Regions from separate parts of the Homo sapiens genome. Here regions 2, 3, 4, 5, 6 and 7 are each linked to region 1. Evidence: chromatin loops called from intact Hi-C (ENCODE). Cell type or tissue: mammary epithelial cell. All regions are shown on one strand. Region 1 has its middle 10 kb from the start of ZFP90. Region 2 has its middle 30 kb from the start of CDH1. Region 3 has its middle 51 kb from the start of ZFP90. Region 4 overlaps TANGO6 (transport and golgi organization 6 homolog). Region 5 holds the start of CDH3 (cadherin 3). Region 6 holds the start of HAS3 (hyaluronan synthase 3). Region 7 overlaps DERPC (DERPC proline and glycine rich nuclear protein).

Region 1 (4,000 bases):
CTCCAACTGCAGCCCCGGTGCGGGATCCACTGGGTGAAGCCAGCTGGGCTCCTGAGTCTGGTGGGGACTTGCAGAATCTTTATGTCTAGCTAAGGGATTGTAAATACACCAATCAGCACTCTGTATCTAGCTCACAGTTTAGTAAACACACCAATCAGCACCCTGTGTCTAGCTCAGGGTTTGTGAATGCACCAATCGGCACTCTGTGTCTAATTAATCTGGGGGGACTTGGAGAACCTTTATGTCTAGCTAAGGGATTGTAAATACACCAACCAGCACTCTGTATCTAGCTTAAGGTTTGTAAACACACCAATCAGCACCCTGTGTCTAGCTCAGGGTTTGTGAATGCACCAATCAGCACTCTGTATCTAGTTACCCTGGTGGGGACTGGGAGAATCTTTATGTCTAGCCAAGGGATTGTGAATGCACCAATCTGCACTCTGTATCTAGCTCAAGGTTTGTAAATGCACCAATCATTTCTCTGTGTCTAGCTCAGGGTTTGTAAATAAACCAATCAACACTCTGTATCTAGCTAATCTAGTGGGAATCTGGAGAACTTTTGTGTCTAGCTCAGGGATTGTAAATGCACCAATCAGCACCCTGTCAAAACGGACCAATCAGCTCTCTGTAAAACAGACCAATCGGCTCTCTGTAAAATGGACCAATCAGCAGGATGTGGGTGGGGCCAGATAAGAGAATAAAAGCAGGCTGCCCGAGAACCTAGCGGTAATTCTGCCGCATTCTCTTTCTTCCTGTAGGAGCTTTATTCTTTTTGCTGTTTGCAATTACTCTTGCTAGTGCTCACTTTTCAGGCTCATACTGTCTTTATGAGGTGCAACACTTTCCAGGGAAGTCTGCAGCTTCGGTTCTGAGGCCAGGAAGACTATGAACCCACCAGGAAGAACAAACAACTCCAGACGTGCGGCCTTAAGAGCTGTAACGTTCACTGCAAAGACCTGCAGCTTCATTCCTGAGCCAGCGAGACAACGAAACCACCAGAAGGAAGAATCTCTGAACACATCCGACCATCAGAAGGAACAAACTCCGGACACAACACTCACTGTGAGGGTCCACAGCTTCATTCTTGAAGTCAGTAAGACCAAGAACCCACCAATTCTGGACACAGGAGGGGGGAGATCCACATTACAACATACAAAATAGGTAAATGTACATATTGATTAATAGAAATGTACATATTCATTAATATAAAATTAGTTCCTAAATCTATTGGGTATAAGGAAACAACTTTCTAATGTAGTTAAGGTTTCAGTGTGGTGGCTTGCACACACACTGTTGGTTATCAGACCAGCGCCAGCCAGTCTTAACCACAGAGGGGCATGATAAGCTCTGGAGAAGAGAGATGCTGAGCCTTCAGGGTCAGAGGCAGGCCAGAAGGGACCTTGGAGGGCCCTTGAAGACAAAATCGCCAGAGGCTCAACTGTGACATGGGAGGGTATACAGCTCTGGGGACAGTGGCTTCTGGGATCCTGGATGACACTTGGTGTCAGAGTGGGCTTGGCAAGTTTCTTAAATTCTCTGAACCTGTTACCCCAGGTGTCAAATGGGGATGAGAATATCTATCTCACAGGTTGTTAAATTCAGTTGAGATAGTGTGAAGTGCCTCGCCTGGTCCCCTGCTGGTGTTGCTGCTTGGTTGGCTTTACAGCAGTAGTGCGTCGCAGAGGACGGCAGGTGGCGCTCGAGCCCAGCAGTTTTGAGATGCACGCCCCAGAAGGTCGAGGCAAAACAGGCGCCTGGTGTCAGTAGAGGAAAGGTAGCCGAGGTGCTGGGACACGCTTTCGCGAGGTCAAAAGCTAGTGGGCGCGCATTTCGGCCTCAAACGCTGCAGAGAGGGTCAGAAGCTACCCAGGTCCCACTTAGTGGTTCAGCCTTGTTTTCTTGTCAGGGGATCCCGGTTCCCTGTTGCTCTGGGAATCGCAGGTTCTCCAGCTTAATAGAAGCGGATCTGGCTATATTCGTTGAGTCCCATCTCTTCTCACCGTTTTCATGGAAACCAGAGGGTGGGGCACTTTATTGAACGTTTTAAGTTACTGGAAGTTGGATATCCAGAAGGCTGGACCCACGCCGGGTCGAGTGAGGAACTGGAGGTCCAATCCACGGGGATGTTAATGTGTTTTGTTTTGTTTGTTTTTTTGAGACAGGGTCTCTGTCACCCAGGCTGGAATGCTGTGGCACGACTATAGCTCACTGCAACCTCGATCTCCTGGATTCAAGCAATACTCCTGCCTCAGCCTCACAAGTAGCTGGGCCACCACGCCTGGCTAATTTTTGTTTGCTTCTGTTTTTGTTTTGTTTTTGTTGTTGTTTTGTTGTTGTAAAGACGGGGGTGGGGGGTGGTCTCACTGTGTTCCCCAGGCTGGTCTCAAACTCCTGGGCTCAAGCGATCCCCTGGCCTCGGCCTCTCAAAAAGTGTTGGGATTACAGGTGTGAGCCACCAAGCCCGGTCCCTTGTAGATGTTTTTCTTTTTGTTTTTTAATTTTTGTGGGTATACAGTAGGTGTATATATTTACGGGGTCTATGAGATGTTTTGATAGACATGCAACGTGAAATAAGCACATCATGGAGAATGGGATCCTCGTGGATATGAAAGATAGAGCAGGCAACAAGAAAGGCAGTTGACGTTAACGACGGGTCCCTGATGCTCTCCCAGGCTGGGTTAGGACTAGGTCCCGCTGAATGCCTCATCCTCCGCCCTCCAAGCCCAGGAGTGCCTTCTTGCCCACCGGGGCGCGGGGTTTGAAGAGGCTTTGAGGCACCACTTGGGCACGTGGAGACCTCTGCCAGTCTCTCTCGTCCCGCCCCTGCGTTCCCGGTTTCCAGGGGACTTGCGAGTCGGTCTTTTCTGCCTTCGAACTCTTGAGTAGCTAGCAGAACCCGGAGGAGCTCTCAGAACCCCAGGCCGTTGTCATGGAGAGAGCGCGCGCCCAACTACGTGGCTTGTGATTGGCTGGGAGGCACGCCCCCGCCCTCCCCTTCCAGCCCGTGGCTCGGCGACTTACAGGGAGGGAGAACATGGCTGCTGGCTTTTAGCACCTGGTGGGTTTCGCGCCTTGCAACTCGACAACTGCCGGGACGGAGTCTGGCTGCGCGACCCCCTGCGGCAGGTGCTGGGCGAGGCGCCTCCCCTGCAACTAGCCTGCCGCTTCCCTCCCGGCACCCCCGCCGCCAGCCCCGAGCGCGGACCTGGAGCGGAGAAGAGAGGTCGGTGCCTCCAACCCGGGGCCGCGGTCGAGGGGCGCGCGTCGTTGCTCTGGGACTCACTGTCGACCAACCCCCATTCCTCAGGGGCTCGGCTCCTTCCCCAAGGCTCAGGACGTAGAGCTTGGGCGGGGCCCCCTGCCCAGCAGCAGTCAGCGGAGCTGCACGAGTCAGACTCCACTTCTGGTGCACCTGGTACCTTGGTGCGCTGGGCTGAGGGCTTAGGGGTGGTTCTGGTTGGGGTGGCGTTTTGGATCTGTGAGCAGGAGCCGATGAATTCCCCCGAGTGTGTGTGTTCGTGTGTGTCTCCGTCTGTGCAGAAATCCGAGCCAACCACTAGAGCTCTGTGAATGGGGAGAGCTTCACTCTCCAAAATATCCAGTTGGTCCCCTCTCCCATAGCAACTCCAGGTTTTATAAATAAAAATTTTTGAGACCGGGTGCGATGGCTCACGCCTGTAATCCCAGCACCCTGGGAGGAGAGGCGGGTGGGTCACTTGAGCCCAAGTTGGAGTACAATAAAGCCAAAAGTGTAAACAACCCACATGCCCACCAACTGATGAGTGACTAGACAGAATGTGATATGTCCGTATAATCATATTATTCAGTAATACAAAGGAATGCGTTGGTGATATGGGTTACAACATGTATGAACCTCAGAAGCACTACTGTTATAGGAAAGTGGTCCCTATCCAGACCCCAAGAGAGGGCTCTTGGCTGTCTAGCAAGAATTTAGGGCGAGGTCCACAGTGCAAAGCAAAAGCAAGTTTATTAAGAAAGT
Region 2 (4,000 bases), 180 kb after region 1:
CTCTGTAGCCCTGAAGCACAAAAGCCACAGCATTCCCAGCCACTTCTGGGGTCCCCTTGAGTATGTGGCATCATCTAAGGCTTTTTTATTCATTCGTTTAACAACTTCATTGAGCACCTGTTCTGTGCAAGACACTGGTTTTTTTTTGGAGATACAGTCTCGCTCTATCCCCCAGGCTGGAGTGCAGTGACGCGATCTTGGCTCACTGCAAACCTCCACCTCCCGAGTTCAAGTGATCCTCCTGCCTCAGCCTCCCGAGTAGCTGGGATTACAGGCGCATGCCACCATGCCTGGCTAACTTTTGTATTTTTAGTAGAGACGGAGTTTCACTATGTTGGCCAGGTTGGTCTTGAATTCCTGACCTCAGGTGATCCACCTGCCTCGGCCTCCCAAACTGCTGGGATTACAGGCGTGAGCCGCCGTGCCCAGCCCCAAGACACTGTTCTTGGTGCTAGGGTTATAGCAATGCAGAAAACAGTAAAAAAGCCCAGTGAGCCGGGCGCGGTGGCTCACGCCTGTAATCCCAGCACTTTGGGAGGCCAAGGCAGGTGGATCACGAGGTCAAGAGATCGAGACCATTCTGGCCAACACGGTGAAACCCCATCTCTACTAAAAATACAAAACATTAGCGCGGCGTGGTGGCACGTGCCTGTAGTCCCAGCTACTCGGGAGGCTGAGGCAGGAGAATGGCATGAACCTGGGAGGCAGAGCTTGCAGTGAGCCGAGATCATGCCACTGCACTCCAGCCTGGGGAACAGAGCAAGACTCCGTCTCAAAAAAAAAAAAAAAAAAAGAGCCCAGCACTAACATGGGGGCTGCAGGTAGATATATGTGTAGGGCCCACATACCAAATGTGTCAAGATCGACATCACAAACTCCTAAGTAAAAGATACTCTATCTTTCTACTTGGACAGGTGTATCCTCACAGTGATTGGGAGAGCCAGATTTAAATCTGAATTCACAGACACCTAGAATACTGGGCTAGAGTGTGCCTCCGTGGGGAGGGTGAGTCCCAGCCCAGGAGCAGCGGCCAGTGCCCTGCTCTACCCAGCCCAAGCACCATCCAGCACCACCAGGCTCCTTGTGTGGCACCCCAACCCATGTGTCCCAGCTCCCTCCACTGTCCCCCAGCACAGCATTCCATTGACCACCCCATGGGCCTTGGAGTACACACCTGGGCTGTGCTGGCTGCCTGGGGACAGAACTGGGGAAGGCCTGAGGGACAAAGATGCTGGTTCTAGTAGTCACATTTCCTTTTTTTTTTTTTTTTTTTTTTTTTTGAGACAGAGTCTCACTCTGTTGCCTAGGCTGGAGTGCAGTGGTGTAATCTTGGCTCACAGCAATCTCCGCCTCCCAGGTTCAAGCGATTCTCGTGCCTCAGCCTCCTGAGTAGCTGGGACTACAGGTGCACAACACCACACCCAGCTAATCTTTGTATTTTTTGGTAGAGATAGGATTTCGCCATGTTGGTCAGGCTGGTCTCGAACTCTTGACCTCAAATGATCCGCCTGCCTCAGCCTCACAAAGTTCTGGGATTACAGGCGTGAGCCACTGTGCCCGGCCAGTAGTCACATTTCCTTAGCTCTATGAGGAGGGGCAGAAGGGCAGGGTAGAGGCCCTTGCTGCCCAGTCTAAGGGAGTTTTCAATGAGAAACAGTCCATAAACAAGACAAATCAGTAAAATACGTGGTCTAGTAAAAGTGAAGCATGGAGGAAAATGGAGCTGGGATGGGGCCTAGGGAGGAAGGGCCTGGGGGTAGGGCTCAGTTCTAGGAGCCAGGGAAGGCACTGCTGGGAAGGTGGCATTTGGACAAAGACTGGAGGCTATCAGGGAGCAAGTATGCAGTGTCCTGTCTACATAAAAGGAATGGCAAGGGCTAAGGGTTTAGCAGGTTTCAGCAGGGTTTAGCAGGGAGGCCAGTGTGGCTGGAGCAGAGGGACGGGTTGAGATGGGTCGAGAGTGTGTGCAGAGATGAGGTTGGACAGGTAAGGAGCGGGGGGCCAAGGCGCCCAGTCCTGGGTGTCCTCCTTCACGCCTGGGCTGGAGGCTGAGTTCAGGGCAAGGCCCAGTCCCAGGAGCCCTGAAAAAGGCCTGACTCAGCTCCATCCCGGGGCTGGCAGAACCTGGTTCCTCCTCTGCTGTATCCTCAGTCCCTGAGGATGCGGCAGGGCCTGTCGGGGCCTGTGGGCAGCTGCAGAGCTGGCAGGCGGGAGCTAGGAGATTCCTCTCTCGGGGAACCGGGGAGCCTGTCTGAGAGCGCCCTGTAGTCTGGTAGGGCGGTGGCTAAGACAGCAGCCCCTAAAGGCTGCAGATGTGGGAGTGACTCACCACCCTGGCCTCTCAGTGGGCTGAAAGGAGACCCCTAGGAGGCGATGGTGGAAAAGCACTCAGTGTTTAGCGCTGAGCCTGCAGTGCAGTTGGGGATCGCCAGGTGGTCACTGCCAGCCTTGTCCTCGCTTGGTATTAGGCCCTCTCCAAGTTAGAGGTGGGGTGGGAAGCCACCCCTGCATTCCCTGTACCCACTGCCCAGCAAGCGGCAGGGGTGTGGCGGGCCGGGGAGGAATCTGAGAGGGGCGGGGCGGGTCAGGAATGCCTGGGCTCCGTTCCAACTTCTGTCCCCACTGTTGTCCATCCGGTAAACCACGGCCAGCCCACAGCTGACAGGGCAGGGCGCTGAGACCTCTGTGTGTCCTCCAGGAACCTGACGACCCAGGCACTCCAGGAAGACGATGCCCACTAATTACAAGAATGATAGACTGGGCGCAGTGACTCAAGACTGTAATCTCAGCAGTTTGGGAGGCCGAGGCGGGCCGGTCACTTGAGGCCAGGAGTTCAAAACCAGCCTGGCCAACAAGGTGAAAACCCATGTCTACTAAAAATACAAAAGATAGTGGGGCATGGTAGAGGGCGCCTGTAACCCTAGCTACTCCGGAGGCTGAAGCAGGAGAATCCTTGAACCTGGGAGGTGGAGGTTGCAGCAAGTCGAGATCCCACCACTGCAGTCCAGCCTGGGTGACGAGCAAAATTCCATCTCAAAAAAAAAAAAAAGATAATTAGTAGGACTTGAACAAATTAAGCAGTTACCATGTGCCAGGTAAAACGCTGAAGTTTCACTCCAAATCAAACCACGTTTCCTCAGAGCCTCTGCACTTGCTGTGCCCTCTGCCTGGCATGCCATTCCCCTAGATTTCTCTCGGCTCCCTCACGTCCTTCAGGCATCACCCACATGTCAGCCTGTCAGAGATGCCAGCCCTGAAGGGGACTGCATCCTCCTTAGAATTGCAGCCCTGCACCCCCCAATGCTTTATCTTTTCTGTCTTTCTTTCTTTTCTTTTCTTTCTTTCTTTTTCTTTTTTTTTTTCTTTTTTTTGAGACCGAGTCTCGCTCTGTCGCCCAGGCTGGAGTACAGCGGCATGATCTCAGCTCACTGAAACCTCCACCTCCCGGGTTCAGGCGATTCTCCTGCCTCAGCCTCCTGAGTAGCTGGGATTACAGGCACCTGCCACCACACCTGGCTAATTTTTGTATTTTAGTAGAGACGGGGTTTTACCATGTTGGTTAGGCTGATCTCAATCTCCTGACCTCAGGTGATCCACCCACCTCGGCCTCCCAAAGTGCTGGGATTACAGGTGTGAGCTACCATGCTGGCAGATTTTTGTATTTTTTAATTAGGTACTGGGTTTCACTATGTTGACCAGACTGGTCTCAAACTCCTGAACTCAGGTGATCTGCCCACCTCAGCCTCCCAAAGTGCTGGGAGTACAGGTGTGAGCCACTGCACCCAGCCTATTTGTTGTTTTTCTGGGACAAGGTCTCACTCCATCTACTAGGCTGAGTGCAGTGGTATAATCACAGTTCACTGCAGCCTTGACCTCCTGGATTCAAGCAATCCTCCCACCTCAGCCTGCTGAATAGCTGGGACTACAGGTGTGTACCACCACCCCCAGCTGATTTTTTGTTTTTGGTAAGGAAGGGGTCTCACTGTGTTGCCCAGGCTGG
Region 3 (4,000 bases), 61 kb after region 1:
TTCTGCATTCTTCACGTAGTTCTCGAGCCTTGGTTTTCAGCTCCATCAGCTCCTTTAAGCACTTCTCTGTATTGGTTATTCTAGTTATACATTCTTCTAAATTTTTTTCAAAGTTTTCAACTTCTTTGCCTTTGGTTTGAATGTCCTCCCGTAGCTCAGAGTAATTTGATCGTCTGAAGCCTTCTTCTCTCAGCTCGTCAAAATCATTCTCCATCCAGCTTTGTTCTGTTGCTGGTGAGGAACTGCGTTCCTTTGGAGGAGGAGAGGCGCTCTGCGTTTTAGAGTTTCCAGTTTTTCTGTTCTGTTTTTCCCCCATCTTTGTGGTTTTATCTACTTTTGGTCTTTGATGATGGTGATGTACAGATGGGTTTTCGGTGTAGATGTCCTTTCTGGTTGTTAGTTTTCCTTCTAACAGACAGGACCCTCAGCTGCAGGTCTGTTGGAATACCCTGCCGTGTGAGGTGTCAGTGTGCCCCTGCTGGGGGGTGCCTCCCAGTTAGGCTGCTCGGGGGTCAGGGGTCAGGGACCCACTTGAGGAGGCAGTCTGCCCATTCTCAGATCTCCAGCTGCGTGCTGGGAGAACCACTGCTCTCTTCAAAGCTGTCAGACAGGGACACTTAAGTCTGCAGAGGTTACTGCTGTCTTTTTGTTTGTCTGTGCCCTGCCCCCAGAGGTGGAGCCTACAGAGGCAGGCAGGCCTCCTTGAGCTGTGGTGGGCTCCACCCAGTTCGAGCTTCCCTGCTGCTTTGTTTACCTAAGCAAGCCTGGGCAATGGCGGGCGCCCCTCCCCCAGCCTCGTTGCCGCCTTGCAGTTTGATCTCAGACTGCTGTGCTAGCAATCAGCGAGATTCCGTGGGCGTAGGACCCTCTGAGCCAGGTGTGGGATATAGTCTCGTGGTGCGCCGTTTCTTAAGTCGGTCTGAAAAGCGCAATATTCGGGTGGGAGTGACCCGATTTTCCAGGTGCGTCCGTCACCCCTTTCTTTGACTCGGAAAGGGAACTCCCTGACCCCTTGCGCTTCCCAGGTGAGGCAATGCCTCGCCCTGCTTCGGCTCGCGCACGGTGCGCACACACACTGGCCTGCGCCCACTGTCTGGCACTCCCTAGTGAGATGAACCCGGTACCTCAGATGGAAATGCAGAAATCACCCGTCTTCTGCGTCACTCACGCTGGGAGCTGTAGACCGGAGCTGTTCCTATTCGGCCATCTTGGCTCCTCCCTCGCATTTTTCATTTTTCAATTCAACAGCATTGTTTGTCGTCTTTCTCCCTCCCTGCACGCTGAGGTCTTAGTTCAGGGTCTTGCACTTAGTAGGTGTTCAATAAACATTTATAAACGGAATAAACAGACAATCCCAGCATTGCTCAATACTATTCCAGTCAATACTCCTTGCTCTCTGAGTGACCTGGGACAAAACCTTCTTTTTTTAGAGACAGGGTCTCACTCTTGTCACCCAGGCTGGGGTGCAGTGGCGTAATCACGGCTCACTGCAGCCTCGACCTCCCCAGGCTCAAGTGATTCTCCTAGCTCAGCCTCCCAAGTAGCTGGGACTACAGGTACTGCCACCACTCCTGGCTAATTTTTTATTTTTTATAGAGACGAGGGTCTCACTATATTGCCCAGGTTGGTCTCAAACTTTTGGGCTCAAGCCATCCTTCTGCCTCAGCCTCTGAGTAGCTAGGACTATAGATGCGAGCCACCATGTCCAGCAAATTTCTTAAGCTCTCTGTACTTAAGTTTCCTCAACGGTAAAATGGCCGTCTTAATAGAATGTAACCTGTAGGGCTGTTGCAGATTAAATGGGTTAATATGTTGCACTATGTGTGGCCCATGGTCAGCACTATAGATGTGTCTTGCTATTATTTTGTTATCATCATCACATGTGGAAAGTAAACAAACAAAAAACAGGTGTACTGTCGTGGGCCATGCATTGGACCTGGAGTTAGAAGGTGCAACTCTAGCTGTGCAGTCTTTGCTAGTTAAAACACAGGCCCCAGGCCAGGTGAGGTGGCTCACACGTGGGATCCCAGGACTTTGGGAGGCCAAGGCAGGAGGATCCCTTGAGGCCAGGAGTTCAAGACCAGCCTGGGCAATCTGCATTCCCTTTCTGAGCCTGAGTTTTTCTGTAAAATGGGGGCTACCATAATCTCACCTATTAAAGCTGATGTGAGGATTAAGTGAGTTAATAGCTACAGAGCACCTGCACCTGCACCGTGCTCAGCTCATAGTAGTTGCTTTTTACAATGTGCTAACCCAAGGTGAACAGGCTAGGATTCTGCGGGCGCTGGCCTGCCAGGAGCTCTCCCGGGAGCCTCCAGGAGCGAGGGTTGCAGGACCCCTTCCACCTCCCTGCTGGGCGCCGCGTGCTTGCCTGGTGGCCACCGGGGGGCGGTGATGCGCCGTGAAGGGCTCCCAGGACTGCAGAGCTCGTAGCCGCCCGGCCGCAGGAAGCCTGCAAGAGGCGAGCTTGTTTGGCTTCCTCTCCTTTTCTTCCTTCTTTTCTCCCTTCCCTCCTTTAAACGACGCTGGAATTTCTCCTTCTCTGATGAGATACCTGCTCTTGGCGACGTCCATCCACAGGTCACAGGTCCTGTATGCAAGAAGAAGAGATATGGGGCACCCGGCAACAGCAGGGATCAGGTTGAGCATCAGAAATAATGAGACCTGGCTGGGCACGCTGGCTCACGCCTGTAATCCTAACACTTTGGAGGCCGAGGCGGGTGGATCACCTGAGGTCAGGAGTTTGAGACTAGCCTGGCCAACATGGCGAAACCCTGTCTTTGCCAAAAAATACAAAAATTAGCTGGGCGTGGTGGCAGGTGGGTGTAATCTCAGCTACTCAGGAGGCTGAGGCAGGAGAATCCCCACTTCACTCCAGACTGGCCGAAAGAGTGAAACTCCATCTCTAAATAAATAAATTAAATAAATAAATAAAACAACGAGACCTGCAAATCCACACATCCGAGGGGCCCGTGGTGGGATGCAGGAGCAGCCGGCATCCCCACGAGCAAAGCATTAGTTTTTCCTCGCAGCTAATTATTTTGAAAAACTTCATACCCACAGAAATGCTTTAAAATTGTACAGTCAACAAACACCTTTATTTCTCCCATTTGGATTCATCAGTTGTCAACACATTTTGCCACGCATTTCATTGTATTTTTATTTTCTTGACTGCACCATTTGAGAGTTACTTGGAGACATCCTGACACTTCATCCCTGAATACTTCAGCCTGTATCTCTGTAGGCAACCGCAATGCCATTATCACACTTAAAAAGCTCAACCTTGATATAACGCTATTATCTCACCGATACATACTCAAATGTCCCGTTGTCTCATTTATATCCTGTGTAGCTGTGGTTTTATTTGTGATCCAAGAGCCAATCAATGTTCACATCATTTTTTCTTTCATGACATTTTTAAAGAATCCAGGCAGTTGTCTTGTAAAAGGTCCCACAATTGGAATTTGTCCTGTTTATTATTCATGGTTATATTCAGGCAAGTCGTTTTGGTAACCATATTACATAGGCCTTGTTATCTATTTCCCATTATATCATATCAGGAGGCCCATTGGGTAGGTTTGTGCTATTTTGTGACGCTAAGTTTGATCACTGGGCTATCTGTGACAGTTTCCTGTCCTTCCTTCTATCCAACCCCGCCACCCAAAAAAAAAAAAACCAAACCAAATCTGACATCACAAGAAGCAACAAGCTACATCTAAGATGTGGGACAAATAGCCCAATAAACCCAGGGTCACCCAGGCCTCCCTGCTGCCTTTCAAAAAACCTGGGCACATTCCTGCCACAGGAACTTTGCACTTGCTATTCCTGACACGCGTAATGTTCCCCATGAAGAGCATGGTTTCCTCCCTCATCCTCAAGTCTTTGTTCAAATATCAGCTTTTCAGCAAGACCTTCATTAACTAGTCTAGCCCCCAGTATGGTTTGGCTGTGTCCCCACCCAAATCTCATCTTGAATTGTAGCTCCCATAATTTCCATGTG
Region 4 (4,000 bases), 370 kb after region 1:
TGCTCCAGTTCACTGTCTTGTTTCAGCCTGTCTGCCAAACTCAAATTGTTTCATTGCCATATCTGAGCACATCTTTGGAGCTAAAATGGTGTGATTCGGATGAGATATTGCTTAAGACGCTGAGCCCTGCTAGGTGTTTGGTGTGTGATTCCCGTTGCTCTGGCCAGGCAGTCATGGGATTATTCTTCACCATTTCCTTTTTTCTAGGTGTACGTGGTTGGGAATGAACCTTTAACAGTTTTGATGGATTCCCTGCTTCCAGTCCTGGGAGTGCTTTTTCTTCTCTACTGTTTTACTAAGCAGAGTGTGTCTCACATAAGGTAAACAATCAAGGGACCCTTATTTGTTTATAAATTGTGACGTCTTTTTTGCATGTTGTTTTTGTTCTTATTTTGAATTTATATTTGCCACTTTGAAATTATCATTTCCTTTCAAAGTCAGGAAAACACTGGGATCTTCCTATTTTGCTCATCTAGAAGAGAACAAGAATTTTGCAGATCACAGGGCATTGGATACAGTTTTTAGAATGACTTTCCTCAGCCTCTGTCCTAAATCTCAAAGACAAAATCTCTGTTTACATGTGTAAACATGCCACTTTTCGATCAGTGAGAAATACTGCAATTACATGTCTAGGAAGAAGGAAATAGGGGATGGATCATAATGACCTTGTGGGGAGTTAGAAAACACATTTGGGAAATCTAGATCTGAATGTGGCACTTTGTAATTTAGCCTAGGATTTGGTGTTGGTGATGCAGTGTGTTGTTTAGATAGAAGGGATTTCTTAGTCATCCAGAAAATACTCCTTTGTCGTAGAATTTAAGTAGGATTCATTTTGTATCAGCTCTATTTTCACAGTAATTTATGTTGTTTCTTCCTCCAGGTAAGAGTTATCTTATCTCAAGTCCTATAGAATTACGATTTTTGGTGTTTGGAGATCCTCACATGTAATCCAATATGCAATAATAGTACCTTCTTCACAGAGTTATTGTGAAGACTAAATATGCATTAATGTGTTTAGTACAGTCCCCGGCAAATAGTAAGCTCAATAAATGGTAGCTATCATTATCACCATTGCTAAGTGGTGAAGGAAAACACCATCTTTTGTACTATTCAAAGCTTACATAGTTCCCCTGGCTCTTCAGCTTGAGTCAGCACATCCTTGTATCCCACAGCTGCAATGGCAACGACAAGAGAGAATGCATTGGAAGAGGGAGGCTGTACATCTGTGAACTTGGTTTCAAGGGACAGTCCACAAAATAACTCTTGTTTTTGTTTTTTTTGAGACGGAGTCTCGCTCTGTTGCCCAGACTGGGGTGCAGTGGTGCGATCTCGGCTCACTGCAACCTCTGCCTCCTGAGTTCAGGCGATTCTCCTGCCTCAGCCTCCTGGGTAGCTGGGCTTATAGGCACCTTCCACCATGCCCGGCTAATTTTTGTAGTTTTAGTAGAGACAGTGTTTCACCATGTGGCCAGCCTGGTCTCGAACTCCTGACCTCAGGTGATCCACCCACCTCAGCCTCACAAAATGCTGGGATTACAGGCGTGAGCCACCGCACCTGGCCTCTTGTTTTTGTTTTAAAACTCAAGTCCTCACAGCACTGTCATGTTCTCATCAGAGACTGACAAGGAACATGTGAACGATGATTTAGTTCCTCTTCTAGTTGATTGGCACAGATGAAAGGGGTTGAGGAATCAGCAATATTTTGTTGGTATGCTGTTTCTTGGTCTCCAGCTGTTGGTCTTGCTGAGAGTAGATGATTTTTATCCGTGTATACTTTCTTTGACAGTGCCTGATGCAAAGGCAGTAGTACACTTGGAATTACCAAAAAAAAAAAAAAAAAAAATCACGTGGGGCTCATGTGGCAAATCAGGGTTGCTGCCAGAGCCAAGGATTAGTCAGTCACTCATTGAATTTCAGGATATTTGCATTCTGAAATTCACAAGAAGCATACTTTCCATTCCTGCATTTCAGTAGTACTAGGAGATTGTGCCAGCATTTAAAATGCAGTGGAACCTGACAGCCTTTCTTTCTTTTTTTATGTTAGCTTGTTAGATGCATGGAGTAAGATGACAAGCTCATTCATAACTGCTTTTTCTGCCAGGTCACTTTGCCAAGAAATCTTATTATGGATTCTGGGGAAGCTGGAAAGGAAGAAGGCAATTGCCAGCCTGAAAGGATTTGCAGGGTTGGACAAAGCTGTGCCCTCTCTCCATTCTCTGTGTCAGTTTAGAGTTGCCACTCAAGGTGGCATTATGATTACCATCAAAGAGGCCATTAGGTGAGTCCACCCATCCGTTACTGTTCTCTTCAGATTTAGTTCCGCCCAAAAGGCCATTCAGTGATTCAACCACTAAGGGGCGCTGATAGAAAAGAAACCAGAAACTCAAGTGGCTCAGGTGCCTGCTATTTATATTCTCTAAATGAAACGTGAGCCTTAAATAATCCTCCAGGTTTTTTCCTAAGATGCCTGCTAATAGTTGGTGCAATTTACTGGAGCCTCACAGCTCTGCATCACAACAAGCCCACTTACTCCACCATCTTTGCCAGTTAATCAGAGTAAAGGGCAGACACATGTTCACCCTTAACACCATAATAATCCAATTATCTTTCTGACTCTCAAAATGGTATATGTGTGTGTTTATAGTCAGACTTATTCCTGAGGGAAATTGTCTAATAGCTATCTTTTATGGTAATTTTATGATGGAAATTTGTTTCTCATAGGGATTGATTAGAAAGTGCTTAATAAATATTAGTGGAATGGATCATTTATTTCTCCAGCATCTCACAATTGCATATTTTAAATTATTTCCACTTTCTGGATGATCTAATGTTATTACCTCAGAACGTAAATTCCTGTTGGTCATAGTCCATGTAACATTCATGGGTGACTGCTATCCTGTTTGGATTTCACATCACATTCAAAGTGCTGCTGTTTGTTGAAGTGTTGAAATATAATTATATATTCATGGTTAACTTGGTAAAGTTGTAAAACACCCCTTCAGTTTGATGGACTTGAGGAAAATAGAAAAACACATAGATTGCAAACAGAATTATCAGTACAAACGCAAGCTGCTATTCTGCCCAGCAACAGTTATCAAGAAGATGTTTTTGGCCAGGCACGGTGGCTCACACCTGTAATCCCAGCACTTTAGGAGGCTGAGGCGGGTGGATCACCTGAGGTTAGGAGTTTGAGACCAGCCTGGCCAACATGGTGAAACCCCATCTCTATTAAAAATACAAAAATTAGCCAGGCATGGTAGTGCATGCCTGTAGGCCTAGCTACTTGTGAGGCTGAGGCAAAAGAATTGCTTGAATCAGGAGGTGGAAGTTACAGTGAGCTGGGATCGTACCACTGCACTCCAGCCTGGGCAACAGGGCGAGACCATCTCAAAAAAAAAAAAAAAAAAAAGAAGGACCAGGCGTGGTGGCTCACACCTGTAATCCCAGCACTTTGGGAGGCCGAGGTGGGTAGATCACTTGAGGTCAGGAGTTCAAGACCAGCCTGGCCAACATGGTGAAACCCCATCTCTACTAAAAATATAAAAATTAGCCGGTTGTGGTGGCTGGCGCCTGTAGTCACAGCTACTCAGGAGGCTGAGGCAGGACTGTCACTCGAACCCAGGAGATGAAGGTTGCAGTAAGCCAAGATTGCGCCACTGCACTTCAGCCTAGGTGACAGAGTGAGACTCTGTCTCAAAAAAAAAAAAAGAAGTTTATTTAAAGAAACTCTATAAGAGCAGCTTGGATTTTATATCTTTAGATCCAGAGTTTTTACTTTTCTGGAATTAAATATAATTGTTTGGAATTTACTCTTTATTGTTGAATTTTAAAGCGTGACTAAAGTAGTGCTTCTTAAGATAATTGTCATGTGTTTTTGTTTTGTTTTGTTTTGTTTTTTGGTGCTGAGTGTTGCTCTGTCGCTCAGACTGGAGTGCAATGGCATGATCTTGGCTCACTGCAACCTCTGCCTCCTGGGTTCAAGCAATTCTCTTGTCTCAGC
Region 5 (4,000 bases), 120 kb after region 1:
ACATCGCCGGCTGTCAGCAAATGTTTTTGAAATGAATGAATGAGTGAATGACCGACAAGGGGAGCTAAGGGGAAGGCAGCGGTGCGGTCCGCGTCGCAGGCAGAAGAGCTGACTCTCCAATCTCCGCTCCTCTCTCCGCCCCCGTCCGGAATGCTGAGTGCCCGAGAAGGAGGCGGAAATGAGCGCGCTCAACAGCCCACCAGCCGGGTGTTTACTTAATTAGGGCCTGCATCCCGAGGCTCGTTTGTGTTTAACCGTCCGCCTAATGGCTTCGTCTGGCTCCGGGCGGGCGCGGGGGAACCTGCGAGGCGAGCGTAGGCCTGGCCACCCTGTCCCGCCGGGGGCCCACTCCATTGCGCCGCGCGGGTGCGCGTAGACCTGACCTCCCCTCGGGCATAAAAAGCGCCCTGCGGGAGATCCAGGCCGGGAGGGCGCGGAGCTCAGCGAGCAGCCCCAGGCTTTCCCAACCGCGTGGTCCACCCCCAGCCTCAGTCCCAGCCCCAGCTGCTGGGCTCACCCGCCGGCTAAGGGAATGCTCCCGAGATACCAGATGCCAGTTGCTCGTTGTACCCTCAGCCATGAAATTGGAGGATTACAACGCTTCTCATTCTCTTAATTCAGGGGATGTGGGGATGCTAGAAAGAGAGACGGCTCGCCAGACATCTGAGAGCAATAATACCAGGCAGCATTTGGGCACTTGCTGTGTGCCAGATATGATGTTTAGCGTTTTAAACCTTCTAATTTATTTAATACTCATCTATGAGAGGGTAAAATACTAAGATCATAACAGCCCCATTTGACAGATGCAGAACTGAGGCCCAGGGGGTTTATTTTACTTCCCCGAGGCTTCAGCGCTACTAAGGGGTGGGACCTGGATTTGAACCCAGGTGGGGCCGGCCTTAAGGGCCCATGCTAGGCCTGAGAGAGCAAGACCCCCACCCTCGCAACGCAAGCAATCCATGGCTTAGCCACAGGCCTGGCGGGGAGGAGGACGGATAGATTACCAGGTTAGCCCTGGAAGGTCAAAGAATCTGTCATTTAAAACTCCAGGCTGGGCCCCGTTTCTCACGCCTGTAATCCCAGCACTTTAGGAGGCCAAGGGAAGCGGATCACTTGAGGTCGGGAGTTCGAGACCAGCCTGGCCAATATAGCGAAATCCCGTCTCTACTAAAAATACAAAAATTAGCCTGGTGTGGTAGTGGGCGCCTGTAGTCCCAGCTACTCGGGAGGCTGAGGCAGGAGAGTCGCTTGAACCTGGGAGGCGGAGGTTGCAGTGAGCAGAGATGACGCCACCGTACTGGACGACAGTGAGACTCCATCTCAAAAAAACAAACAAAACAAAAAAACCTCTCCAGTCTCCAGTCCGTTCCTCAAACCCCTAAATCTGAGCTGGGGACGGGGAGGGAGAAGGACCAGGAGGTGGCATCCAGGGCTTCTCAAGGCAGCAGCAGAAGGTGAAGGAGGAGTGAGGGGACAGGTGAGAGAGACTGACCGGGAAAGCTCAGCTCCGTGGGGAAGGGCTTGTGGGGTAGTGATTGAGACTCAGGACCGTTTTCATGGCCAGAGCCCACTTGTGTGCAGCAAGAGGAAAGCACTTCGTGTCTAACGTAGTGGAATGAGAGTAACGTAGAAGAACAACGAATCCCAGGTCTGGCGTTTATCTCCTAGGAAGGGTGTGGGAGAGCTGTTTTCCAAGGGAGACTCTCTGGAGGCTGCTTTGCGCAGCAAGCAGTTTTTACCCAGATTATATACAGTATTTCAGACCAATTTCAAAACCTCTGCGTTTTAAAAATTGTCTTTATTTACATTTTACAGAAAGTTGAGAAAGTGTTATTTATATGGGGGGTAGGGGTGCTGGAGATTATGAGACTAATAACAACCCTCTTAGCTCGCACCCTTTGGCACCACTACAGCTTCCAAACTCTGGGACTTTCTCGACTAGCTTCCCTTTGTTTAGCTGTGAAATGGAAGAAGCGGTCCGGGTGTGGCGGCTCATGCCTGTAACCTGAGCACTCTGGGAGGCGGAGGATCGCTTGAGTCCAGAAGTTCAAGACCAGCTTGGGCAACATAGGGTGACCCTCCACCCTCCCCCCGCCCCACCACATCGCTACAAAAAATTTTTAAAAATTAGCCGGGTGTGGTGGCGCAAGCCTGTAGTCTCAGCGGGAGCTGAGGGAGGAGAATCGCTTCAGCCCGGGAGGTCGAGGCTGTAGTGAGCCGAGATCGCGCTACTGCACTCCTGGGCGACAGAGCGAGACCCTGTCTCCAAAAAAAAAAAAAAAAGAAAAAAGAGGAAGTTGTATCCAATTCAGAAACGCGGTCCTTCGGGACCTGCTAGTTTTATACCCCGGAGGATCCTCCCCGGCGGGCTGGCACGGGAGGTGGAGAAAGAGGCTTGGGCGGCCCCGCTGTAGCCGCGTGTGGGAGGACGCACGGGCCTGCTTCAAAGCTTTGGGATAACAGCGCCTCCGGGGGATAATGAATGCGGAGCCTCCGTTTTCAGTCGACTTCAGATGTGTCTCCACTTTTTTCCGCTGTAGCCGCAAGGCAAGGAAACATTTCTCTTCCCGTACTGAGGAGGCTGAGGAGTGCACTGGGTGTTCTTTTCTCCTCTAACCCAGAACTGCGAGACAGAGGCTGAGTCCCTGTAAAGAACAGCTCCAGAAAAGCCAGGAGAGCGCAGGAGGGCATCCGGGAGGCCAGGAGGGGTTCGCTGGGGCCTCAACCGCACCCACATCGGTCCCACCTGCGAGGGGGCGGGACCTCGTGGCGCTGGACCAATCAGCACCCACCTGCGCTCACCTGGCCTCCTCCCGCTGGCTCCCGGGGGCTGCGGTGCTCAAAGGGGCAAGAGCTGAGCGGAACACCGGCCCGCCGTCGCGGCAGCTGCTTCACCCCTCTCTCTGCAGCCATGGGGCTCCCTCGTGGACCTCTCGCGTCTCTCCTCCTTCTCCAGGTACTCCACAGCCTCGCCGTGGCCCCGACCGGGACCGCTCCCTGGGGGGCGGGCGGGGTCCGCATGGGGCAGTGGCGTCGGGGAGAGCGCGGGGCTGCGCTCCCTGGGGCCAAGGGAGTCCCGGAAGGCCCGTGAGGACCCTGCGGTGTGGGGAGTGCAGGGCCGGGCACGCCTGGACCCAGCCTCCTTCACTCTCTGCCCTCGGGCGCAGGTTTGCTGGCTGCAGTGCGCGGCCTCCGAGCCGTGCCGGGCGGTCTTCAGGGAGGCTGAAGTGACCTTGGAGGCGGGAGGCGCGGAGCAGGAGCCCGGCCAGGCGCTGGGGAAAGGTAAGATCCTCAGGGTGGAACCGCAGGGTAGGGGCCGCACGTGACCATTTTGGTGTGGACCGCGCGAGGGGTGTTCGGGCCGGGGCAAGGGACTCCTGGCGCCACCTCAGTTCCCGGGGAGGCGCAGAACGCGCCTCGGGGGCTGGGATTGGGGGTGGTGGCTGACGGAGAAGGCTGGGCAGCAGAGCGCCTATGACATCCAGCCCCTTGTCCGGTAGCCACTGCTTACCTTGACCCCCTCCTCCGAGATGCCGGATGGCTGAGCCCCTCACCCAGTCTCGACGTGGGAAGTTCTCCCCCGCTGGCCCCAGCAGAGGAATGCGCCGGCCACATTCTTCCCCCAACCCGCGCGCAGGTGTGGGGATGAGCCGTGCCCCGGGCAGCCCCCTTCGCCCCTCTCGGGCCCCCTTTGTGAACCGTGCTTTGTGTCTCCGACAGACAGACCGGGTCTGTTTCTTTTCTCCGAGCTTCCCTACCCCGCCCCCCTTCTTCCTCGGCAGCTGGAATGCACTCTTAACCCTGCTCTTCCCGGAGGGCCTGCGCCCTTGTAGCCTGCCTGGAAACTGGGCCCTGGCACACCTGGGCTGGGGCCATCACGTACGGGAACCACCCCGCCCCCAGCGTCTGGGGCCTGGGATGCTAGGTCACTGGGGGGAGTTTGAGGGGGACAGTGTCCCAAGCTGGCAGGCCTGGGGCTATGGGGGCGATGGACGGGAGA
Region 6 (4,000 bases), 580 kb after region 1:
TGGATAATTTTTTGTATTTTTAGTAGAGACAGGGTTTCACCATGTTGGCCAGGCTGGTCTCAAACTCCCGACCTCAGGTGATCCACCCGCCTCAGCCTCCCAAAGTGCTGGGATTACAGGTGTGAGCCACCACACCCGGCCAGGCAGTTTTCTTTTATTCAAACACTGATCCTTGAACTTGCTGTCACTGAGTGCTCTAGAGGGATGGCCATGTAGAACCCGTGGCATGGGCAAAGGATGCTGCTGTCTGGTTTACTAACACTTGCTGAGCGCTTACCCTCAGCCAATCTCTTCAAACTTCCTATCAGTCCGCCTAGCAATCCCATCTGTGGGATGAAGACACTGGGGCTTACTGGCAGACTCTAGAGCCCTCCCCTCCACCAACCTAAGGCTTCTTCTCCATCTTTGTGTAAGTAGGAATGGCTCTGGTAGGGCCCCTCAGGCCATCTGAAGTTCAAAACACATTGGCAGCTGGGCTGGATAGCATGCCTATAGGACTAGCTCCTAGGGAGGCTGAGGCGGAAGGGCTGCTGGAGTCCAGGAATTTGTTTTTGAGACAGCGTCTTGTTCTGTTACCCAGGCTGGAGTGTAGTGGTTCGATCATAGCTCACTGTTGCCTTGACCTCCTGGGCTCAAGCAATTCTCCTGCCTCAGCCTCCCTAGTAGCTGGGACTACAGGCACACTCCACCATGCCTGGCTAATGTTTTTTTTTTTTTTCTTTTCTTTTCTTTTTCTTTTTTTTTTTATTTTTATTTTTTGAGATGGAGTCTCACTCTGTCGCCCAGGCTGGAGTACAGTGGCATAATCTTGGCCCACTGCAACCTCTGTCTCCTGGGTTTAAGCGATTCTTCTGCCTCAACCTTCCCAGTGGCTGGGACTACAGGCACGTGCCACCATGCCTGGCTAATTTTTGTATTTTTTAGTAGAGATAGGGTTTCACCATATTAGCCAGGCTGGTCTCTAACTTCTGACCTCGTGATCCGCCCACCTCGGCCTCCCAGAGTGTTGGGATTACAGGCGTGAGCCTGCACCCGGCCCTGGCTAATTTTTTAATTTTAATTTTTGTAGAGACGGGGGAAGTCTCGCTTTGTTGCCCAGGCTGGTCTTGAACTCCTGGCCTCAAGCGATCCTCCATCTTCAGCCTCCCAAAGTGCTGGGACTACAGGTGTGAGCCACTGTGCCTGGCCAATAATGTAAGATGGGATTGTGTGGAGTAGGTGTGCCTGGGGTCTTTGCTTGCCTGCGGGGACTGAGGTGTGAGGTCTGTGGCCCAGACTGAGCAATGGTGGGCAGGCAAGTCCCTGAGCCCCTAAAACTTGCGAGAGGAGAAGTTTATAGACTGCAGCTCAGGTGCCTATAAATTTGTTGCAGCTTGGGAAGAAGTGATAGAAATTATATCAGGTGTATTTGGAAAACAGGTAAACTCTGTTTTTTGGTTTTTTTTTTTTTTTTTTTTTTTTTTTTTTTTGGAGACGGAGTCTCGCTCTGCTGCCCAAGCTGGAGTGCAGTGGTGCGATTTCAGCTCACTGCAACCTCCACCTGCGGGGTTCAAGCGATTCTCCTGCCTCAGCCTCCCGAGTAGCTGGGATTACGGGCATGGTGCCCGTAACGCCGAAAGTGCTGAGATTACAGGCTTGAGCCACGGCGCCCGGCCACTCATTTTTTAAAAACTAGTTATTAATTATAATTTCTCTTCAAGTTTTCCTGAGATGTAAAAACTCATCGCCTTCAGCTGGTTCTAAACTTCTTGTCTCTGCTAACAACTCTCCCCCCTCCTCGATCTCACCCCACCCCAGTGCACCCCAACTCACTTCATCTCACTTTACTCGAGTCTAGCACTATCTTTTAGGGACCTGAAAACTACTGTCGATAAGGTCAGTTGGGAATTTAGGAGGTCATGGATGTCGGAAATAAAGGTGTGAAAAAGAAGAGGAGGAATTGTTTTGGCTTTAAGACACCGGAACCTCCAAGGTTCCTACAAAACCGTTTGCAGCTTTTGCAAACCGCCTTAAAGTCATCAGCGCCCCACTGCGGAATTCAAAGCTAAGCTGTCACAATTGTTAACACCTTCTTTGACCAGCCTTTTTACATTTGACAATTCTCTTCAGCGCCTCTTTCCTGCCAGCAGGAAGGTTTTGCTGCCTTGGCTTTCGGGAGCCCCCTAGACAGCGAACTGCCCCTTCGCGTGCAGAAGTCGGGGAAGAGTGCTCTCAGCTCGCCTTCCTTGCAGGGTGAGTAGGTTTTGCGGGTTAGAGAGCGGGGCGTGGGGGCGGGGAGGGAGAGTAACAATTTTGGAAGTCCCTGCGTGGTATCTGGAAAGTTAACGACGCTTCAGGTTCTAGGTTGAGCCCAATGACCGTCTTGCCTTGGCAGCTGGTCCCAGGGCGATTGCAGAGCCGCGTGGCCTTCGGCCCCACTCGGGGGACCCAGCTTCGGAGAGGGCGCAGGGGCTGCGAGTCTTGCGAGCCGGAGCCGCGTCCACCCGGGACTAGGCGTCCCCGCCGAGCGCTGGCTTGTGGCGCTCCCTGGGACCGCGCGGGGTCGGGGGTGCGCCCGCGGGGGCCCTCCCACTCTGGTCAACTTTCCCGGCCCCAGGGCCGGGGGAGGCGCCTCTCCTGGCGGGCACGCGCCGGGTACTTAAGGGCGGCTCGGCTGGGCAGGCGGCAGTCGGAGCGCGCGGCGGCGCGGAGCGGAGCGGGAGGAGGGGCATGGAGCCGCCGCGGGCCTGCTGAGCTCCGGAGCGCGGCAGCCGGCGGCACGGTGAGCGCGGGCCGGCCGGCACCCAGGAGGGGAGGGCCGCGCGGGGCTGCGCCGAGGCCGGGGCGCGCCGGGTGGCAGGGGTGCCTCTCGCCGAGCCCCCCGCACCCGGCCAGCTCCCAGCCCTGCGGGCGCCGCGTCCGGCGCGGGGAGGCGGGTTGGGGGCGGCGGCAGCCCCGGGCTTCCCGGCGGCCGTTCCTGCAGCCCCCTCCCCACTGACCCCTCCTCCCTTTCTTCCTGCATCCTCTCCTCTTCCAGCCTCGCCTCCCTCCTCCCCGGCGGCTCCTGTTTTGTGAATGAATTAGGAGGCGGACGCCGGTGCGGGGCTCCAGGCTGGCTGGGGTACCCCTCCCCCGCACCTTCTACGACCTCCCGGGGGTTTGCACCTGTCCGGGCACCAAGGTACCAGGCGCCCACGTTCCTGCGGGTTAGCCGGGCCGCGGCAGCACGTGTCCGGGGGAGTGGGCTCCCCTCCCCTGGCCGGCCTGGAGGGGCCCGGAGGGCGGCCGGGCACAAGAGGAGGAGCCCCGTTGGGCGCACAAGTTTCCATGCCGCTGCGTGTGGCCCTGCCGCGGGGCGCACCTGTCAGCGGGAGAGACGCTGCACACCAGCAGCCCCTCAAAGTTTCGGAGGCTTGATGGAGAAGCGTGCGTCCTTGACTGGGGGTTCTCCTTCCGTAGTCCTGGGAGCCGGACTTGAGAGCGCCCCCAACCTTGTGCCCTTGAAAGCCGAGTGCGCGTTAGTTTGCCTGGGCTGGGCTCCCGTGGATGAGCGAAGGGCATGAGGAGGCGGCGGTCCAGGCTGTAGGATCACCCCACAGCCTCTGCCGGCTTGGGGTGACACAGCCCCCCGCCCCAGGTCTGGGCAGGAGAACCTCGACCACAGCCTGCACCAGCGCCTGATTGCACGTGGGGTATCTGGCTGAGGGACATTTTGGGGGCCTCTATTTGGGGGTGGGGGTAGTAACCTGGGTAATGCCTCTAATTCCTGCGGGGGAGGGGTCCCGCCCAGGGAAGGAGAGGGCCGGCTACACCGGGGATGCGCCTTTGTCTACAGGCACACTTTGCCAAGGTAGCTGGGGTACCAGGAAGAGCAGGGCCTGGTCCGACTGGGATCCCTTGGGTTTTCCGTTCCTTCCCGGTTGGGTCGTGGGAAAGCGGCACGTGGGTGTGGCCGGCGCCGCCTTTGCCAAGAGGCGAGGCTCGAGCGGGGATGAGAAGCGTGGCGAGTGCGTTCGCGGCT
Region 7 (4,000 bases), 600 kb after region 1:
CAGGTTCAAGTGATTCTCGTGCTTCAGCCTCCCGAGCAGCTGGGATTACAGGCACACAACCACCATGCCTGGCTAATTTTTGTATTTTTAGTAGAGACGAGGTTTCTTCATGTTGGCCAGGCTGGTCTCGAACTCCTGACTTCAGGTTGGCCACCCACTTTGGCCTCCCAAAGTGCTGGGATTACAGGCGTGAACCACCGCACCTGGCTTAATTTTTGTTATTTTTAGTAGAGATGGGGTTTCACCATGTTAGCCAGGCTGGTCTCAAACTCCTGACCTCAGGTGATCCACCCACCTCAGCCTCCCAAAGTGCTGGGATTACAGGCATTAGCCACCACACCCGGCCTTGATCTCTTGACCTCATGATCCGCCCACCTTGGCCTCTCAAAGTGCTGGGATTATAGGCTTGAGCCACTGCACCCGGCCTCTTACTTTTTTCTTCTTTTGAGACAGGGTCTCACTCTGCTGCCCAAGATGGAGTGAGCAAAATCATAGCTCACTGAGGCCTTTACTGCCCGGGCTTAAGTGATCCTCCTACCTCAGCTTCTCAAAGTGTTGGGATTACAGATGTGAGGCACTGTGCCCAGCCTAGGGTAGTCTATTTCCTACTCTGCATGTTTCTTAAAAAAGCCTATGGAGTTTCTTAAGATTTTACTTTTTTCTTTGGTAATGATGTAAGCTTCAAGTCTACCTCCTTGGTTATCAAGGTTCAAAGGGTCTCCCTTTAAAAATAAAGCCAAGGGGGCCAGGCGCGGTGTCTCAGGCCTGTGTTCCCAGCACTTTGGGAGGCTGAGGCGGTGGGTCACTTGATGTCAGGAGTTCGAGACCACCCTGGCCAACACGGTGAAACCCAGTCTCTACTAAAAATACAAAAATTAGCTGGGTGTGGTGGCAGGCACCCATAATCCCAGCTATTCGGCAGGCTGAGGTAAGAGAATCACTTGAACCCTGGGAGGCAAAGGTTACGGTGAGCCAAGATTGCTCCACCCTGGGCGACAGAGTGAGACTGTCTCAAAAAATCAATCAATCAATCAATAAATCCAAGGGAACTGAGAAAGTCCTCCAACATCTTTAGTGAATGGTAAGCTGACTTCTGATGTGATTCTTATCAAAAGCTTTCACCACCTTTCACTTAGATATGAAAATATCTTAGATAATTAGATAACAGACTTTGGCCGGGAGCAGTAGCTCACGCCTGCAATTCCAGAACTTTGGGAGACCAAAGTGGGTGGATCACCTGAGGTCAGGAGTTTGAGACCAGCCTGGCCAACATGATGAAACCCCATCTCTACTAAAAAAAAAAAAAAAAAAAAAACAAAAAATTAGCTGGGTGTGGTGGCGCACGCCTGCAGTTCCAGCTACTTGGGAGGCTGAGGCATGAGACTCAGTGGAACCTGGGAGATAAAGGTTGCAGTGAGCTGAGATCACACCACTGCACTCCAGTCTACACAGAAGAGCAAGACTCTGTCTCAAAGGGGAAAAAAAAAAAAAGGATAATATGCTTTCATTTTATACAACAGCAGCACCACCTGGTGGCAAACTTGGAGTACTTTGTAAGAACTGGACATTTTTGCCTAAAGACAATTGGCTTCACTTTCTGTGATGCATAGATTCATGGGGGGCTGATAGGATCGGGGATAAAACTACAGCTTCTGGCTAAGTACTGTCAATGTATTATGCAGTTTAGTGGAAGGTTATTAGTTCAATGTTTACCACCTGTAGTATGGAAAGTTAATAGGTATTATAATTGTGCTCAAGCTTAGCAAACACCCGATTAAAATGTTAAACAGATTTTTTTTTTGTTTTTTTGAGATGGACTCTCACTCTGTTGCCCAGGCTGGAGTGCAGTGGCATGATCTCGGCTCACCACAACCTTCACCTTCCAGCTTCAAGTGATTCTCTTGCCTCAGCCTCCTGAGTAGCTGGGATTACAGGCGCCCGCCACCACGCCAGGCTGGTCTCGAACTTCTGACCTGAGGTGATCCACCCGCCTCAGCCTCCCAAAGTACTGTGTTTACAGGAGTGAGCCACCACCCCCAGCCGATTTCTTTAAGAGACAGGTCTTACTATGTTGCCCAGGTTGGTTCCAAACTCCTGAGCTCCAGGGATCCTCCCACATCAGCCTCCCAAAGTGGTGGGATTACAGGCGTGAGACACTGTGCAAGCTTGAGATTTCTTTACTGGTATGTTAATCTTCCTTTTGGATCTGCAGCCTTATAGTATGACTCTACTCCTAGAGCACCAAACACTTTGGGAACATGAAATTGGTCAACTCACTAGACTTTTTTTGAGACAGAGTTTCGCTCCTGTTGCCCAGGCTGGAGTGCAATGGCGCGATCTCGGCTCACCGCAACCTCCACCTCCCGAATTCAAGCAATTCTCATGCCTCAGCCTCCCGAGTAGCTAGGATTATAGGCATGTGCCACCATGCCCGGCTAATTTTGTATTTTTAATAGAGACGGGGCTTCTCCATGTTGGTCAGGCTGGTCTCGAACTCCCAACCTCAGGTGATACGCCCGCGTTGCCCTCCAAAAGTACTGAGATTACAGGCTTGAGTCATTGCGCCCGGCCAACTCACTAGACTTTTTAAATTCAAATATAAGTAGCAGCTAACATGTTTTGAATTTTTACTGTGGAATTTTTACTGTGCATATATATTGGTGGTTTCTCATTCAACCATCATCACAAGTCTATGATATAGGTATTTATTCCTATTTTGCAGATCAGGCTACTGAGGCACACACAGATGAAGTCACTTGCTTGTATGTTGGACACACACAGCTGCTATGTGACAGAGTAGAAATCTGGGCCATCTGACTATCTACACTCATAATCACTACACAATTCTGCCTTCCCAAAGGAAAAAAAGTATTAATGAGAACGAAAAAGAATCAAGGCATCAGGCAGGCATGGAGTATATGCAATAGCTGGTCAGAAGGGCAATATGGAATCAAGAGAGCATCCTTGAATTGAGTCAGACCTTCTGCACCAGCACAGATTGTGGGACCACTGGAAAAGGGGTAATACCCAAGCTCAGAACCCAAACATTTCCAAAAGAGGCCCCACCACTACTCTCAACAGAACTAAAAGCACTTTAAAAATCCTTTTATAAGGTTTCTTGAAGAAGGATAACAATTTAAAATCAGAAGGCCTAAATTTAGCTCTCCTGCCTGTAAGTGTGGACCTCTTTACTGTGTAGTCAAGAACAAGTCACTTTGTGACTATGACACCTAGATTATGTCCTATGAAACTATTGCAAAGACCAAATATAACATCTGCTGAGGTGCTTTAAAGACCCCAAGTTCTATTGAGATGAACTAAGTTTTTTGAGACAGTGAGATAAGAAAATCAGCATTCTGACCCATAATTTTGACAATTTAAGGAATGGTACATTTTAGCCACGAATCAAAAAAAGGCTCAATAATGCACACAGAGAAGGGGCTCTTGCAAATATGCTTTTGAAGATGATGTAGTATATTTTCCTGGATGGGTACAAGTGACAGTAAAATACAGGTGGTTTTAGAGAAGCAATAAGGTGTTCACATAGGTACACGGTATATTCTAGGAAGATCAAGGCAGGGAAGGAGACAGAGCCTACTTCCTGACAACCAAAATCAATCGTTAAGCACTGTGACCATGTGCTTGAGAAAAATGCCGAAATATTTTCAGTGCATTCTCCATTTCCTGGACAGTCTCCTGTTCTGAACAGGAATTCAGAACAATGGTGTCGAAAACACATTTGGTTGCTGGGATGGCACAGCTGTACTTGCATACCAATCCCCCATGCCTCAATAACAATGCACACCTTTACACACTGATGCAGGAGGCTCTGCCTGTGTACATCTATGGCATTACCAGACATCTAGCAATGCTCCTGCAAATAGTTCTGTGGCCCACAGGCCTCAGCATCTTACCACCATGCTCAGTCAGGCTGGTAAAAACTTGTCTTATCCTAGAACTATTGGGATGCTGCAGATGTATGTAGAAATGAAGTTCGAGC

The links. Peaks named below come from ENCODE experiments on the same cell type or tissue, not always from the same donor. Only the 100,000 strongest peaks of a DNase experiment are listed, where the experiment ranks them.
Region 2: a loop joins it to region 1, with 6 times the contacts of the local background. A loop is called at or near these places in 30 of 110 quality-filtered maps.
Region 3: a loop joins it to region 1, with 5 times the contacts of the local background. A loop is called at or near these places in 19 of 110 quality-filtered maps.
Region 4: a loop joins it to region 1, with 10 times the contacts of the local background. A loop is called at or near these places in 10 of 110 quality-filtered maps.
Region 5: a loop joins it to region 1, with 7 times the contacts of the local background. A loop is called at or near these places in 3 of 110 quality-filtered maps.
Region 6: a loop joins it to region 1, with 6 times the contacts of the local background. A loop is called at or near these places in 12 of 110 quality-filtered maps.
Region 7: a loop joins it to region 1, with 10 times the contacts of the local background. A loop is called at or near these places in 77 of 110 quality-filtered maps.

The regions. Positions count from the first base shown.
Region 1 is chr16:68,527,112-68,531,111 of GRCh38, forward strand. No RefSeq gene overlaps it. Among named protein-coding and RNA genes, the nearest start is that of ZFP90, 10 kb to the right of the region's middle. RefSeq lists enhancers at 2,866-2,925, 3,396-3,455. In mammary epithelial cell, a CTCF peak has its summit at 1,692 (motif pointing right); DNase peaks (open chromatin) are centred at 1,740 and 2,960; H3K4me3 peaks cover 1,583 bases; H3K27ac peaks cover 1,305 bases.
Region 2 is chr16:68,705,291-68,709,290 of GRCh38, forward strand. It overlaps a transcript of CDH3 not described here. Among named protein-coding and RNA genes, the nearest start is that of CDH1, 30 kb to the right of the region's middle. RefSeq lists enhancers at 1,742-2,299, 2,504-2,648, a silencer at 2,136-2,430 and a cis regulatory region at 2,576. In mammary epithelial cell, a CTCF peak has its summit at 2,394; a DNase peak (open chromatin) is centred at 2,241; H3K4me3 peaks cover 268 bases; H3K27ac peaks cover 2,188 bases.
Region 3 is chr16:68,588,284-68,592,283 of GRCh38, forward strand. No RefSeq gene overlaps it. Among named protein-coding and RNA genes, the nearest start is that of ZFP90, 51 kb to the left of the region's middle. In mammary epithelial cell, a CTCF peak has its summit at 2,380 (motif pointing right); a DNase peak (open chromatin) is centred at 2,438.
Region 4 is chr16:68,900,227-68,904,226 of GRCh38, forward strand. TANGO6 (transport and golgi organization 6 homolog) reads left to right here. Exons shown (of 18, transcript NM_024562.2): 8 at 208-320; 9 at 2,102-2,278. Among named protein-coding and RNA genes, the nearest start is that of TANGO6, 59 kb to the left of the region's middle. In mammary epithelial cell, a CTCF peak has its summit at 2,348 (motif pointing right); a DNase peak (open chromatin) is centred at 2,355.
Region 5 is chr16:68,642,469-68,646,468 of GRCh38, forward strand. CDH3 (cadherin 3) reads left to right here and starts at 2,842. Exons shown (of 16, transcript NM_001793.6): 1 at 2,842-2,956; 2 at 3,168-3,282. The coding sequence starts at 2,912. It overlaps CDH3-AS1 (CDH3 antisense RNA 1), which reads right to left and starts at 3,733. Exons shown (of 2, transcript NR_186394.1): 1 at 3,512-3,733; 2 at 1,780-3,272. RefSeq lists an enhancer at 2,822-3,346. In mammary epithelial cell, a CTCF peak has its summit at 2,478; DNase peaks (open chromatin) are centred at 113 and 2,783; H3K4me3 peaks cover 2,664 bases; H3K27ac peaks cover 3,501 bases.
Region 6 is chr16:69,103,556-69,107,555 of GRCh38, forward strand. HAS3 (hyaluronan synthase 3) reads left to right here and starts at 2,098. Exons shown (of 4, transcript NM_001199280.2): 1 at 2,098-2,232. RefSeq lists an enhancer at 1,763-2,311 and a silencer at 2,445-2,724. In mammary epithelial cell, CTCF peaks have their summits at 2,030 and 3,485; DNase peaks (open chromatin) are centred at 2,036 and 2,656; H3K4me3 peaks cover 2,267 bases.
Region 7 is chr16:69,122,633-69,126,632 of GRCh38, forward strand. All of the region lies in intron 1 of DERPC (DERPC proline and glycine rich nuclear protein), which reads right to left. The region is part of intron 1 of CHTF8 (chromosome transmission fidelity factor 8); the gene reads right to left. Among named protein-coding and RNA genes, the nearest start is that of CHTF8, 8.0 kb to the right of the region's middle. In mammary epithelial cell, a CTCF peak has its summit at 1,545 (motif pointing left); a DNase peak (open chromatin) is centred at 1,519.